Regions from separate parts of the Homo sapiens genome. Here region 2 is linked to region 1. A link is a contact called in ENCODE Hi-C or POLR2A ChIA-PET data. All regions are on one chromosome and are shown on one strand. Each heading gives the region's core, a stretch centred on a gene start or an enhancer-like site at or near the end of the contact. The rest is flanking DNA. Distances are from core to core; before and after follow the strand shown. Region 1 has its middle 30 kb from the start of TUBA1C. Region 2 overlaps KMT2D (lysine methyltransferase 2D).

Region 1 (7,247 bases), core at 2,710-5,209:
GTGGGAACCCTCATTTATAGCCAGTAAAAACCACCTGGGGCTCGCAATCAGCATCCTAAGCGGGGCTCAGTCTCATGGGACTCAGTCCTCGTGGGATCCGAGGCTCTCCAGGTAGTGTGAGAATTGAATTAGAGAACACCCAGCTACTATCCATTGCAGAAAAGAACTGATTGATTGTTGGTGGGGAAAAATCCCCACACAAATTTTGGTGACCAGAGGTCACAGAAGTATTCTGTGTTGATTGTTGAGTGACAGCACAGGAGAAACTAAATTAGTTTTTTCTTATATATTTTCACATTAGCAGAATTGTGGGATACAATAGATGTGGCACTAGCCATCAGTATTTCCTATTCTAGTCACAGTTCGATACCCAATAACTTCGTCTTACTAGTTTTCTGATACAGTTCACTCATGCATTGCCGGAGTGAACTTTTTTTTTTTTTTTGAGGCGGAATCTCGCTCTTGTCACCCAGGCTGGAGTGCAGTGGAACAATCTTGGCTCACTGCAACCTCTGCCTCCCAGGTTCAAGCTATTCTCCTGCCTCAGCCTCCTGAGTAGCTGGGATTACAGGCGCCCACCACCATGCCCAGCTAATTTTAGGATTTTTAGTAGAGACGAGTTTTCCCAAAGTTGGCCAGGCTAGTCTCAAACTCGTGACCTCAAGTAATCCACCTGCTTCAGCCTCCCAAAGTGCCGGGATTACAGGTGTGAGCCACTGCACCTGGTTTCTTCCCTTCCCCTCCATTCCCTTTCCTTTTTCCTTTCCTTCCTCCCTGCCTCCCCACCCCTCTTTCTCTCTCTCTCTTTTTTTTTTTTGACAGGGTCTCTGTCACCCAGGCCAGAGTGCAGTGGCGCGATCATACTCACTGCACCCTCGAACTCCTAGGCTCAAGGGATACTCTTACCTTGGCCTCCCAAGTAGCTGGGACTGCAGGCACATGCCACCACATGTGGCTAATTTTGAAAACTTTTAATAGAGACAGGGGTCTCACTGTGTTGCCCAGGCTGGTCTTGAACTCCTGGGCTCAAGTGATCCTCCTGCCTCAGCCTCCCAAAGTGTTGGGATTACAGGTGTGAGCCACCACATCCAGCCCAGGGTAGATTTTTATCTTATTTTTCTTTTTTCCTTTTTTTTTTGAGACGGAGTTTCACTCATTGCCCAGGCTGGAGGGCAATGGCACGATCTCGGCTCACCGCAACCTCCGCTCCCAGGTTCAAGCAATTCTCCTGCCTCAGCCTCCCGAGTAGCTGGGATTACAGGTACGCGCCACCACTCCCGGCTAATTTTGTATTTTTAGTAGAGATGGGGTTTCTCCATGTTGGTCAGGCTGGTCTTGAACTCCTGGCCTCAGATGATCCACCTGCCTCAGCCTCCCAAAGTGTTGGGACTACAGGTGTGAGCCACGATGCCTGGCCCGGATTTTTATCTTATTTCTCATCTCGTTTTGTTAGTTGTCTGAGTATCTTCTTCAAGCACCCATATAGAAAGTTAACATTTTCTCTATGATCAGTATCATGGTAGAATCAGCAGGTCTCATTCACGAGGGCTTAGTTATTGAAGTACCAAAGGATGTCCTTATAACATATTGACTATACAGTCATGCTTTGCATAATGATGTTTCAGTCAATGGTGGACCTCATTAATGATGGTGGTTCCGTAAGATTATAATATCATAATCCGGACTGTATCAAATACTGTTCCTTTTCTGTTTAGCTATGTTTAGATACAGGAATACTTATCATGGTGTTATAATTGCCTACAGTATTCAGTACAGTTACATGCTATATAGTTTTGAAGCCTAGGAGCAATAGGCTGTGTTATATAGCCTAGGAGTGTAGAAGACACTACCACCTAGGTTTGTGTATGTGCACTCTATGTTTGCACAGTGATGAAATTGCCTAAGGATGCATTTCTCAGAAAGTATCAGTCATTAAATGACACATGACTTATATGGAAGTCACATGACATGGACCCCAAGGACTACATAATCAGTGAGGCTTCAGTAGGCTATACTGTTGATAAAGCTACTTCATCTCTTTCAGGAAAATCATCATAAGCTCATCTCTGAATACAACATTCAGTTTTGTTGGAAAGTAACTATCAAGGTTTGCCGGGTCAGAACTATGCTTGATAACATGTTTCCATTACAAATGCTTTCTATCCCTCATACCATATTTTTCCGGGTGGGTGGGCCAACTGCAATCTGCTCTAATATTCTGCTTTCTACCAGTTCTCCCAACGTTTTCTGATTATGGACTTTAACAAAGTGCAATACCGGGGAATGCAGGCTCATGCTGAAGTATATGTATAAATGTGTTTGCTAATGCATTTAGACCCTCATGTGAAAAGGGCCTGAAGTCTTCTAAATAGAAAAATCTTCAACTGAATCAGAACTGACTGAGGAGTTTGGAAAATGTTGGCAGGGCTTCATGATCTTATATCAAACCGTGGCAAGGCCACATTTTAACATCTCCCTACTCCCAGATTAATTTCATTTCTGTCACCCTCTTCACCTTGGAAACTCCTCCCATTCAGCAAAATCAGAAGCATTCAGAATAAGCACATTGTGATTTCTGTCCCTGAAACCCGCTGTGTGCACTGATGGAAAGCATAGTTTTAGTTTGTAGCCCTGTGCCCGTGGGCCGGTGGAGGAAATTAAATGAGTTGAGCCTCAGGTTTTCCTCAGAGACCAGCAATGTAACAAATGACGACTCATTGAGGCCCGAGGGCTCCTCAACACAGGCCACTTTCTTGCAGAGAGTCAGCCTGGTCTCTTTTTATTTTTTAAAAACTATGTAAGATTTTTTTTTTTTTTTTTTTGAGACCGAGTCTCACCCTGTCACCCAGGCTGGAGTGCAACTTTCGCCTCCCAGGCGAACTGTAACTTTCGCCTGCCAGGTTCAAGCAATTCTGCCTCAGCCTCCCGAGTAGCTGGAATTACAGGCGCGCACCACCAGGCCCAGCTACTCTTTGTATTTTTAGTAGAGACGGGGTTTCACCATGTTGGCCAGACTGGTCTCAAACTCCTGACCTCAGGTGATCCACCTGCCTCGGCCTCCCAAAGTGTTGGGATTACAGGTGTGAGCCACTGCGCCCAGCCTGGTCCAGCCAAGGTGCCAGCGAGTCTCTCCTGGACAAAAAATGGGGCGCTGACCTGCAACCCCGACACCTTTCCGGAAAGGGCCTTGCAGCGGCGCGGCGCGTCCAGCAGATGGCGCCCCAGCTGAATTTTCGCGAGCTGTCCTCCAAGCTTGCAGAAAAATCTGGAACTAACAGGAAGGGGAATTTTTTTTTTTTTTAAGCATTCTAATTTTCAACCTATACTGCCTTTTTGTCCGTGTCAGGAGCCCTTTTTATTCGAATAAGTTGCAATGCATTTGAGATGTCTAAAAGACTTTTTGATTACGCAATCCCAAATTAATTTTTTTTTTTTTTTTGGCCGGGCGCAGTCGCTCACGCCTGTAATCCCAGCACTTTGGGAGGCCGAGGCGGGCGGATCACGAGGACAGGAATTCGAGACCAGCCTGACCAACATGGTGAAACCCCGTCTCTACTAAAAATACAAAAATCAGATGGGCGTGGTGGCGGGTGCCTGTAATCCCAAATACTCGGGAGTCTGAGGCAGGAGAATCGCTTGAATCTGGGAGGCGGAGGTTGCAGTGAGCCGAGATCGCGCCAGTGCACTCCAGCCTGGGCAACAAAAGCAATACTCCGTCTCCAAAAAGAAAATTTTTTTTAGGATGTCCACTCTTCCAAAAGACCCAAGAGGGAGGTTTTCAAACAGCATTAATTGTCACAAGAGTTCAGAAACTTTCGCGGACAGCGATATGTGAAGAAAGGCCGCTTCTAAACAGCAGGGCGTGGCGGGGGCGCGCTCGCCGGGCCGCGGCGGAAGTGGCCTTCGTGGCGGGCGGGGCGGCGGCTGCGGCCTGGAGATAGCGCCGCCTGCTGGTCACCGGGGACAGAGCGCTCGGGGCTCGCCAGGACTGCGGCGCCACGCGGGTGGGAGCCCGAGCCCAGGCCCAGGCCCTGGCGCTGCACGTCACCGTACTAACCAAGGAAGCAAAGTCATGGACACAACCACAGCCTCCTTTCTGCTCTGCAGAGAAACCTGGAAGCCTACTCTGGTTTGGAGAGTAGTGTTTCAACGAACTTAACGGTTTTTAGCGCTTGCCACAGCTAAACAGGGTGGACTTGATTTTTAGGGTGTCCTTGTTATTTAAGACAATGCTAAAGGAGAATGAAAATTAGAACCTGGTAGGGGACTGCTTTCATTTATTCTCTCCTGCTTTAATGGGATTTACAACATATTAAAAGCAGTTATCAGAGGCAAATTGGATAAATGGGCTAGGGGTTGCGTTTCAAGGTGGAGGCGTTTGTCATTTCTGACTGTGGCCCCTCGTTTTTATTCCAGGATCGTTGCAGTGCCATTTCTAGGTCCCTCCTCCTCTCCCCACTTCCCTTTTCTCTGCACCCATTTGACAGGAGCCTCTGCAATCATCTGCTTATTGCGCGTCACCGTCATCCAGTGGGAGAGCCTTGTGGTACCACCTTTCTCCACCTATGGCTGCGGCCCGCAGGAAGATGACGGGTTGCGCTTCTGCTCTGGAGCCAGCCCTGTTGCCGGGAACTGCAACCCGCAAGATGATGCCAGAGCTCAGCTTCCCTCTTTTTATGTTGCAGAGTTTATGCTGCCCTGCACTGAGCAGACGCTTTCGCTTACGCAGCCCTGCCCTTCACCTTGCCCAGTGATTCCGGAATAACCTTCCGGACCCTCCTACTTGCAGAGGTTCGTTGCTTCAAGCGTCATAATCATTCATCTCCGTTTTTCCTCTAGTGATGAAGGCTCGTGGACGGACCACGGTTCACTCGGTCTAGGAGTCACGCTGTTGATCAGGTTGTCAGACATCAAAATTCCCATCTCCCATCAGGGCACAGCTATAGGGCTCTGGGTCAAAACAGGGCCTTCTCTTTTGTCTGGTAGCACCAGAAACACGGTAATTGGGAACCCATCAGGAATGGAAGGCTCCTTGAGGCCCTGGAGATGGAATGTTGGGCCCCCAAGTCCTGAAAGGAACCAGTGGGGCTGTAATCTTCACAATCTGGATCCAGCCAGAAGAGCACTGAGAGCTCAGTGTTTGGAGGACAAAAAAGGGCAATGGATATACAGTAACTTAGTGAATCAGGGCCCGGATCCAGGAAGATGCCTGACATTTGTTTATCAGCAGAGAAACAGAAGTAAAGGAGGGGAACCTTCTCCTAAGTGTTACTGTGTTATGAAAGTGTCCTTCAGGGAGAGGCGACATGAACAGGGCAGCTGATAACGTTGATACTGTGCAGGCACACATCTCCCCACATTCCCCAGGCTGCTGAACCAAGTGTACCAAACTAATCGCAAGGACACAGCTTTGAGCCTCCCCGGCGGCAGTCCCTGGAGAGAGTCCGCTCAGACAAAGCAAAGCGCGCTCCCAGCGGGGAGGGGTGGCCACTTTTTCTTTGTTCTCCCTTGGAAAATCGGCTGTCTCTCAAGTCTCGTAAACCAGCTGCTTTCACTTCTTGCAGGGGGTCAAAATCAATTAATCACCAATCATGTTTGGACAGCACAGTTTTGAAGCCCTGAACTCTGTGAAATGCAGGGTCAAACTATTTTTAGAATTTTAACATGCCGTTAAGTTTGTATTCTGAGTTTCCCAGCAAAAATTTCTGAAATGTGCCCCACTTTGAAAAAATAAAATAAAAAGAACACCTCCAGAAAAAAGGTGGTGGAGACAGAGTGTTTGGGATTGTACTTAACCCCAAAACGACAAGTCATACATCTTACACTTAGGAATCTCTTCTTCACAGAAGTATAAGTTACTGAGCAGATATCTTTGCCTGCTGAGAAGCCCCTTCAGCAGTAAAAGGGAGAGCTCTCTGAGAAACCTCAACTTTCTACATTATAAGTGATATTTTTTTCTCATAAGAAGGATTTAACATAGCGCCTTTTTAAAAATTCAGAATTGCCTATCCCTGATTTAAGTGGGGGATCAAGACAAAGGGTGCCTGACTTCTGTATCAGGAATAGGCGTGCCACTCCCCAAGCACTTGGAGCATCTGCTGCCTGGGCTGATTCTTAAACCGAAATCCACACGTGGCTTGACAGCTGAAGTGCCCTTTTATGTCCAGTTGGAATTTCATGTTGGGCAGGCTGCAATGAGTTCATATCCAAACAGAAAATGGGTTCTGTGGGTCAGAGAAAGCTTACTGTGCTGAGAAGGACAAGGTGGACATTTTGTAAATACTATAGGTTTATTTCCGGGGAATTTATCCGCAAAAATGAGGTTGCTTCATTCCCTTCACACAGCATCCTCAGGCCCTTTCAGACAGTTTCTGCTCTTTGGATTTCATCTGCTTGCTAAATATCCACTCCTGTTGTGTCCAGAACAAGGGACTATCTGCAGGTTACTGTGAAAGCAAGCGTTGGGTGGCCCTGAGGGCAGCTCCTCCCAATCAGCTCTTGTCCTCCTTCTGTCAGGCCCTCTGGAGGAAATGAGAGCCACCCCCAGCCAGGAAATCAGCCCAGCATTAGCGTTTAGGGATAGATGATCTAATGGCTCAGGTTCTATAGGTGACGTTCAGGCAAGCTTCTACAATAATTCTGAAGCTAGACACAGAACATATGAGCAGGTGTCCAAGAATTATGGATGCCTCTGAAAGTAACAGAAGGCCAGGCGCAGTGGTGCATGCCTGTAATCCTAGCCCTTCAGGAGGCTGAGATGGGAGGATCAATTGAGGCCAGGAGTTCGAGACCAGCCTAGTCAACATAGCGAGACTCCATCTATCTATCTATCTATCTGTCTGTCTGTCTGTCTGTCTATCTATCTATCTATCATCTATTTTTTTTAAGTAGCAGAAGTTTAAAGAAAAATAGCCATGGCACATACGTTCACAATACTACGCCGTGTTCTCTCCAGTGTTAAGGAGATTAAATTTAAAAGTTGTAAGCACTTTGAGGGCAAGAGCCCTGTTTCGCACTTCCTTTATATTTCGCACAGTGCCCAGCAAGGTATTACACATGCAGTGGTCACTCGGAATACTTAAAAAAGAAATTAGTGCTGGCTCACACCTGTAATCCCAGCACTTTGGGAGGCTGAGGTGGGAGGATTGCTTGAGCCCAGGAGTATGAGACCAGTCTGGGCAACACAAGATCCTATATCTACAAAAATTTTTTAAAAATTAGAGCTGGGAGTGGTGGTGCATGCCCGT
Region 2 (5,709 bases), core at 3,210-5,709, 190 kb after region 1:
TGAACTTTATAGCTTAGGGAACTTACATGTGTCCTCACTTGAATAATCTTGAAGCTGATAGAATTTTGTCACATATGTGATTCTCACCTGACCAGTCTTTACTCCATCTTATCTTCCTTTAATTTCTTCTTAACTTCACCCATGTCAGGCTTTATAAATTCAAGTGACCTGATTAGGTGAGTAAGGCATCCTAGGAAGGAGCAGGGTCCCTTGGTAGCTTACAGCATCCTAACGCTGTGGGATGGGGTTCCTGACTCTGGTCGCAAATCAGTGTTGTAGCGTCATAGTAGACTGGATCTGAGTGGGATGGGGAGATCTAGTTGGACATTTGGGTTTCTCTGTGTTTCCCCAGGACATGTGTGTGGTATGTGGCAGCTTTGGCCGGGGGGCAGAGGGCCACCTCCTTGCCTGTTCGCAGTGCTCTCAGTGCTATCACCCTTACTGTGTCAACAGCAAGGTGAGTTCAGGGCCCAAGAGGTGTAGGCTGGGGAATAGGGTCAGTTATTTCTTACCCTAGTTCCTTGTCCTGGCCATACCACCTCTTAAAGCGGCCATCGGTCATGGTTGTTCATTAGTCACCAGTGGTTATCAAACTTTTCTTGGGGAAAAGTACTTTGGAACTCAACGGTGGACTTGATAGTTTCTTTGTGGTAGGCCCTGACTTGCTGGTATAATTCAGTCCATCGTAAAAAATAACAACATGGCTGGGCATGGTGGCTCCCACCTGTAATCCCAGCACTTTGGGAGGCCTAGGTGGGTGGATCACCTGAGATTAGGAGTTCAGGACCATCGTGGTCAACATGGTGAAACCCCGTCTCTTCTAAAAAATAACAAAAATTAGCTGAGTGTGGTAGCGCGTGCCTGTAATCTCAGCAACTCGGGAGGCTGAGGCAGGAGAATTGCTTGAACCCAGGAGGCGGAGGTTGCAGTGAGCCGAGATCACGCCACTGTACTCCACTCCAGCCTGGGCAACAGAGTGAGATCCGTCTCAAAAAAAAAAAAAAAAAAAAAAAAAGGAAAAACTGGGGGACCTAATTCGGTCCACAGTCTCTTTTTAGGGGCTTGGCTAGTGGAAAGATTGCTATTCTATTCACAATGAGGCAGTGGCTAGTGCAGCTCTTCTCTGATCAGCAGAGATCATTGGGAGCCTAAGTTTAGAGTCACTGTTTTGGGGACAAGGGTGCTCTGCCTAAGTCTCTGTGTGCTCAAATGGAGGCCTAGTCTCTGCATTGGGCTGCCTCCAGCCTCACCCTTAGAAGTTCCACCTCCTAGGCTGGGCACGGTGGCGCACACCTGTAATCCCAGCACTTTACTTCGGGAGGGTGAGGCGGGTGGATCACCTAAGGTCAGGAGTTGGTGACCAGCCTGACTAACATGGTGAAACTCTGACTCTACTAAATACAAAAAAATTAGCCAGGTGTGGTGGCAGGTGCCTGTAATCTCAGCTACTTGGGAGGCTGAGACAAGAGAATCACTTGTACCTGAGAGGCAGAGGTTGCAGTGAGCCGAGATCGCGCCATTGCACTCCAGCCTGGGGAACAAGAGCAAAACTCCATCTCCAAAAAAAAATAAAAAGAAGTTCTACCTCTTTTCCACCTCACACCCTGAGAAGTTCCCATCTTCTGCCCCAGATCACCAAGGTGATGCTGCTCAAGGGCTGGCGTTGTGTGGAGTGTATTGTGTGTGAGGTGTGTGGCCAGGCCTCCGACCCCTCACGCCTGCTGCTCTGTGATGACTGTGATATTAGCTACCACACATACTGCCTGGACCCCCCACTGCTCACCGTCCCCAAGGGCGGCTGGAAGTGCAAGTGGTAAGGAGACTGGGATCTTCAGTGGAGCCCTGGGGCCTTGAGATGTTAAAGTGGATATGATGTTGAGTATGTGACAGAGGCTGGGTTTAGGAGGCCAGGCTGGTGGCTTGGGTTTCCGGTGAGGGGACTTCTGGGTACTTCGGGTAGGTTGGGTGCTAAAGCTCTGTTTTCCTGCTCCTATCAGGTGTGTGTCCTGTATGCAGTGTGGGGCTGCTTCCCCTGGCTTCCACTGTGAATGGCAGAATAGTTACACACACTGTGGGCCCTGTGCCAGCCTGGTGACCTGCCCTATCTGTCATGCTCCTTACGTAGAAGAGGACCTACTAATCCAGTGCCGCCACTGTGAACGGTGAGAACATCCCTTTCTCCTCACTTTGGCCCTGTTGCCAGCCTCGCATTGCCTGAGCTTATTTCCTCCAGTCTCTGTTCTCCAGGTGGATGCATGCAGGCTGTGAGAGCCTCTTCACAGAGGACGATGTGGAGCAGGCAGCCGATGAAGGCTTTGACTGTGTCTCCTGCCAGCCCTACGTGGTAAAGCCTGTGGGTGAGTACCAGCTGCTGGGTAGGGGGAGGAGTCAGAGCAGGGGTACCTTGCTTTGGGACAGGACCTCAGCCACCTCCGTTTGTCCTTCTCTCCATAGCGCCTGTTGCACCTCCAGAGCTGGTGCCCATGAAGGTGAAAGAGCCAGGTGAGTCACAGAAATTTTGAATGCCAAAGCCAGACCAGACGTCGGACATCATCTAGTCTAGCTCCAACCCCCTAGCTTCATCTCCTTATTTTAAGAGGAGGAAACTCAGACCCAGAGAAGTTAAGTGGCCTGCCCAAGGTCACCTAGTAAGTTAGTGGCAAAGTTATGCCTAGAACCAAGGTCTCCAGCTTCCCGGGCAATGTTCCTTTCATCAGGCACCATGGTCTCTTCACTGCTAGGATTTCGTCTTCAGATCTCTTTTTTTTTTTTTTTTTTGAGATGGAGTCTTGCTCTGTTGCCCAGGCTGGAGTGCAGTGGCACAAGCTTGGCACATTGCAAGCTTTGCCTCCCGGGTTCACGCCATTCTCCTGCCTCAGCCTCCTGAGTAGCTGGGACTACAGGTGCCCGCCACCACGCCCGGCTAATTTTTTGTATTTTTTAGTAGAGATGGGGTTTCACCGTGTTAGCCAGGATGGTCTCGATCTCCGGACCTCGTGATCTGCCAGCCTCGGCCTCCCAAAGGGCTGGGATTACAAGCATGAGCACCGCGCCCGGCTGAGAACATAACTCTTTTTCCTAAGTGAAAGGGGCCAGGGACATCTCCATCGTGATATGGCACTGCTGCTGGCATCTAGGACACTGTGTGCTGGCATTCAGCAAGTAGGGGCCCTCATAGCCCCAGACAGCAAGAGAATCTATTTAGTGAACCTAGGGTTAATCATGAGCAAAGGCAGGCTTCTGAGTTACAGTTCCTCTCTGAATCTCCCTGGGTCACTGACAGAGAACTCGGGCCTCAGCCAGTGCCCCTTGGTGGCCTGTTCTCCTCAGCATTTAGACCCTAAGCTGGACTTTTGTCACTGCCTTTGTCTCAGCTAAGGACATAGGTTGAAACTTGCAGTTCTGGTTTCCCTGGGGCTTCCATCCAGGGATCACATACTCTTTCCTCTTATGCAGAGCCCCAGTACTTTCGCTTCGAAGGTGTGTGGCTGACAGAAACTGGCATGGCCTTGCTGCGTAACCTGACCATGTCACCACTGCACAAGCGGCGCCAACGGCGAGGACGGCTTGGCCTCCCAGGCGAGGCAGGATTGGAGGGTTCTGAGCCCTCAGATGCCCTTGGCCCTGATGACAAGAAGGATGGGGACCTGGACACCGATGAGCTGCTCAAGGGTGAAGGTTAGCTTGGGGAATCTTAGGGAGCGGCAGAGTAGGGGGAGCGTGACTCTGGGAGTGGGATGTTGGGTGGGGGCTACATTGCCACTCAGTTACCCTTAAGCACTGCTGTCTCGTCTAAGTGGCTCTGAGGCAAGGTATTCAGCTCTCTCAGTGGCAGGATGACAAGGTTAAAAGGGCCTATAGTTCTGATTTGCCTCCATCTCTTCTGTCACCATACGCAGGTGGTGTGGAGCACATGGAGTGCGAAATTAAACTGGAGGGCCCCGTCAGCCCTGATGTGGAGCCTGGCAAAGAGGAGACCGAGGAAAGCAAAAAACGCAAGCGTAAACCATATCGGCCTGGTGAGGTCCTGGGATGGGGTTGTGGGGTGGTGGGGTGGTGCGGGGCAGCTCAATAGGTCCCCCAGCGGCTTCTCATCCACAACTCTGCCTCCTCATAGGCATTGGTGGTTTCATGGTGCGACAGCGGAAATCCCACACACGCACGAAAAAGGGGCCTGCTGCACAGGCGGAGGTGTTGAGTGGGGATGGGCAGCCCGACGAGGGTGAGACGGGTGAGGGCACCAGTGGGGCCTGGGAGAAGGTGGGGCAATGCTAGAGAGACCCAGGGGGTGGACTCATTGAAAGGGCCAAGAGGGTGGTAGACCCAGCTGGTGTTGTGGGAGAGAGTAGGCACAAAGTGTCACCCTGCAAGTTGGGAGCAGCATGCTCTCAACCCGAGTCTGACACTTCCGTTCTGTCCACAGTGATACCTGCTGACCTGCCTGCAGAGGGCGCCGTGGAGCAGAGCTTAGCTGAAGGGGATGAGAAGAAGAAGCAACAGCGGCGAGGGCGCAAGAAGAGCAAACTGGAGGACATGTTCCCTGCTTACTTGCAGGTGGGTCTCAGGCTCCAAGCAGTGAGGGAGGTGTCTGTGCCCTGCAGGGCATGAAGAAAACTGTTTCTCCTTGACTGCCCCACAGGAAGCCTTCTTTGGGAAGGAGCTGCTGGACCTGAGCCGTAAGGCCCTTTTTGCAGTTGGGGTGGGCCGGCCAAGCTTTGGACTAGGGACCCCAAAAGCCAAGGGAGATGGAGGCTCAGAAAGGAAGGAACTCCCCACATCGCAGAAAGGTTAGTTATGTGGGAGTGAGTGGTGTGAGAGAATCCAACTTTCTTCTGGCTTAGGAGCTGGCAAGTTATTTGATGGGAAATGGACTGGCCTCCAGGAGTCAAGGGTGGGGTCAAGGGTCCTGGCCTGTAGGGCTGTGGGACTGGAGACCTGTTCTGGGCATCAGATGTAGGACATCTCTGATTGGAGGGGGGACTCTTGCTCATAGGAGATGATGGTCCAGATATTGCAGATGAAGAATCCCGTGGCCTCGAGGGCAAAGCCGATACACCAGGTGAGGGCTGCCGGGGTTACTGTGTCCTGTCTTGGCCTTGCTTGCCTCTGTCCCTCTGCTGTGCCCCTGAGCATTGTCAGTGTTGGAGGCTGGAAACTGTCCCATGGCCCTCTGTGGTTCAGAGTGGCCATGACCCATCCTGGCCTTGACCCATGGGTTTCTCCTGGCATTTACAGGACCTGAGGATGGGGGCGTGAAGGCATCCCCAGTGCCCAGTGACCCTGAGAAGCCAGGCACCCCAGGTGAAGGGATGCTTAGCTCTGACTTAGACAGGATTTCCACAGAAGGTGAGGCTGTGACCCGTACCTCTTTGTGTATAAGGGTTTTCTATGGGAGAAGGAGGAGGTCCTATCTTTGGGACTGTGATCTGTACAGCTTCTCTGGTGGGGAGTCCTGGACTGTTCCTGGCCATGATCATTTGTAGACCTGTGGTGTCACCTGAACTTCCCAGTCTTCCTCAACAGTGTCCTTCATTCCCCCACAGAACTGCCCAAGATGGAATCCAAGGACCTGCAGCAGCTCTTCAAGGATGTTCTGGGCTCTGAACGAGAACAGCATCTGGGTTGTGGAACCCCTGGCCTAGAAGGCAGCCGTACGCCACTGCAGAGGCCCTTTCTTCAAGGTAATACAGGTGGGAGTGGTCTGAAGAC

The links. Hi-C counts contacts between places; a loop is a spot of excess contacts on that map. ChIA-PET counts read pairs that join two places held with the same protein, here RNA polymerase II (POLR2A). Pooled maps may share reads with other maps.
Region 2: a pooled map shows a loop between it and region 1 (2.1-fold over the local background). The contact joins two enhancer-like sites. A Hi-C loop is called at or near these places in 1 of 37 single-sample maps with no recorded cell type and 1 of 50 pooled maps. POLR2A ChIA-PET finds 5 or more read pairs at or near these places in 6 of 52 experiments (AG04450, CD4-positive, alpha-beta T cell, CD8-positive, alpha-beta T cell and 3 more).

The regions. Positions count from the first base shown.
Region 1 is chr12:49,231,308-49,238,554 of GRCh38, reverse strand. It overlaps a transcript of TUBA1C not described here. Among named protein-coding and RNA genes, the nearest start is that of TUBA1C, 30 kb to the left of the region's middle. RefSeq lists a silencer at 3,789-4,078. Within about 2 kb of position 3,959, at least 36 of the 41 ENCODE cell types and tissues checked have a DNase peak (open chromatin) inside an H3K27ac peak, as active enhancers do.
Region 2 is chr12:49,042,713-49,048,421 of GRCh38, reverse strand. KMT2D (lysine methyltransferase 2D) reads left to right here. Exons shown (of 55, transcript NM_003482.4): 15 at 353-457; 16 at 1,632-1,813; 17 at 1,998-2,162; 18 at 2,248-2,357; 19 at 2,455-2,502; 20 at 3,457-3,678; 21 at 3,900-4,019; 22 at 4,118-4,222; 23 at 4,424-4,554; 24 at 4,640-4,787; 25 at 4,994-5,059; 26 at 5,236-5,346; 27 at 5,544-5,681. Among named protein-coding and RNA genes, the nearest start is that of KMT2D, 15 kb to the left of the region's middle. Within about 2 kb of position 4,459, at least 2 of the 41 ENCODE cell types and tissues checked have a DNase peak (open chromatin) inside an H3K27ac peak, as active enhancers do.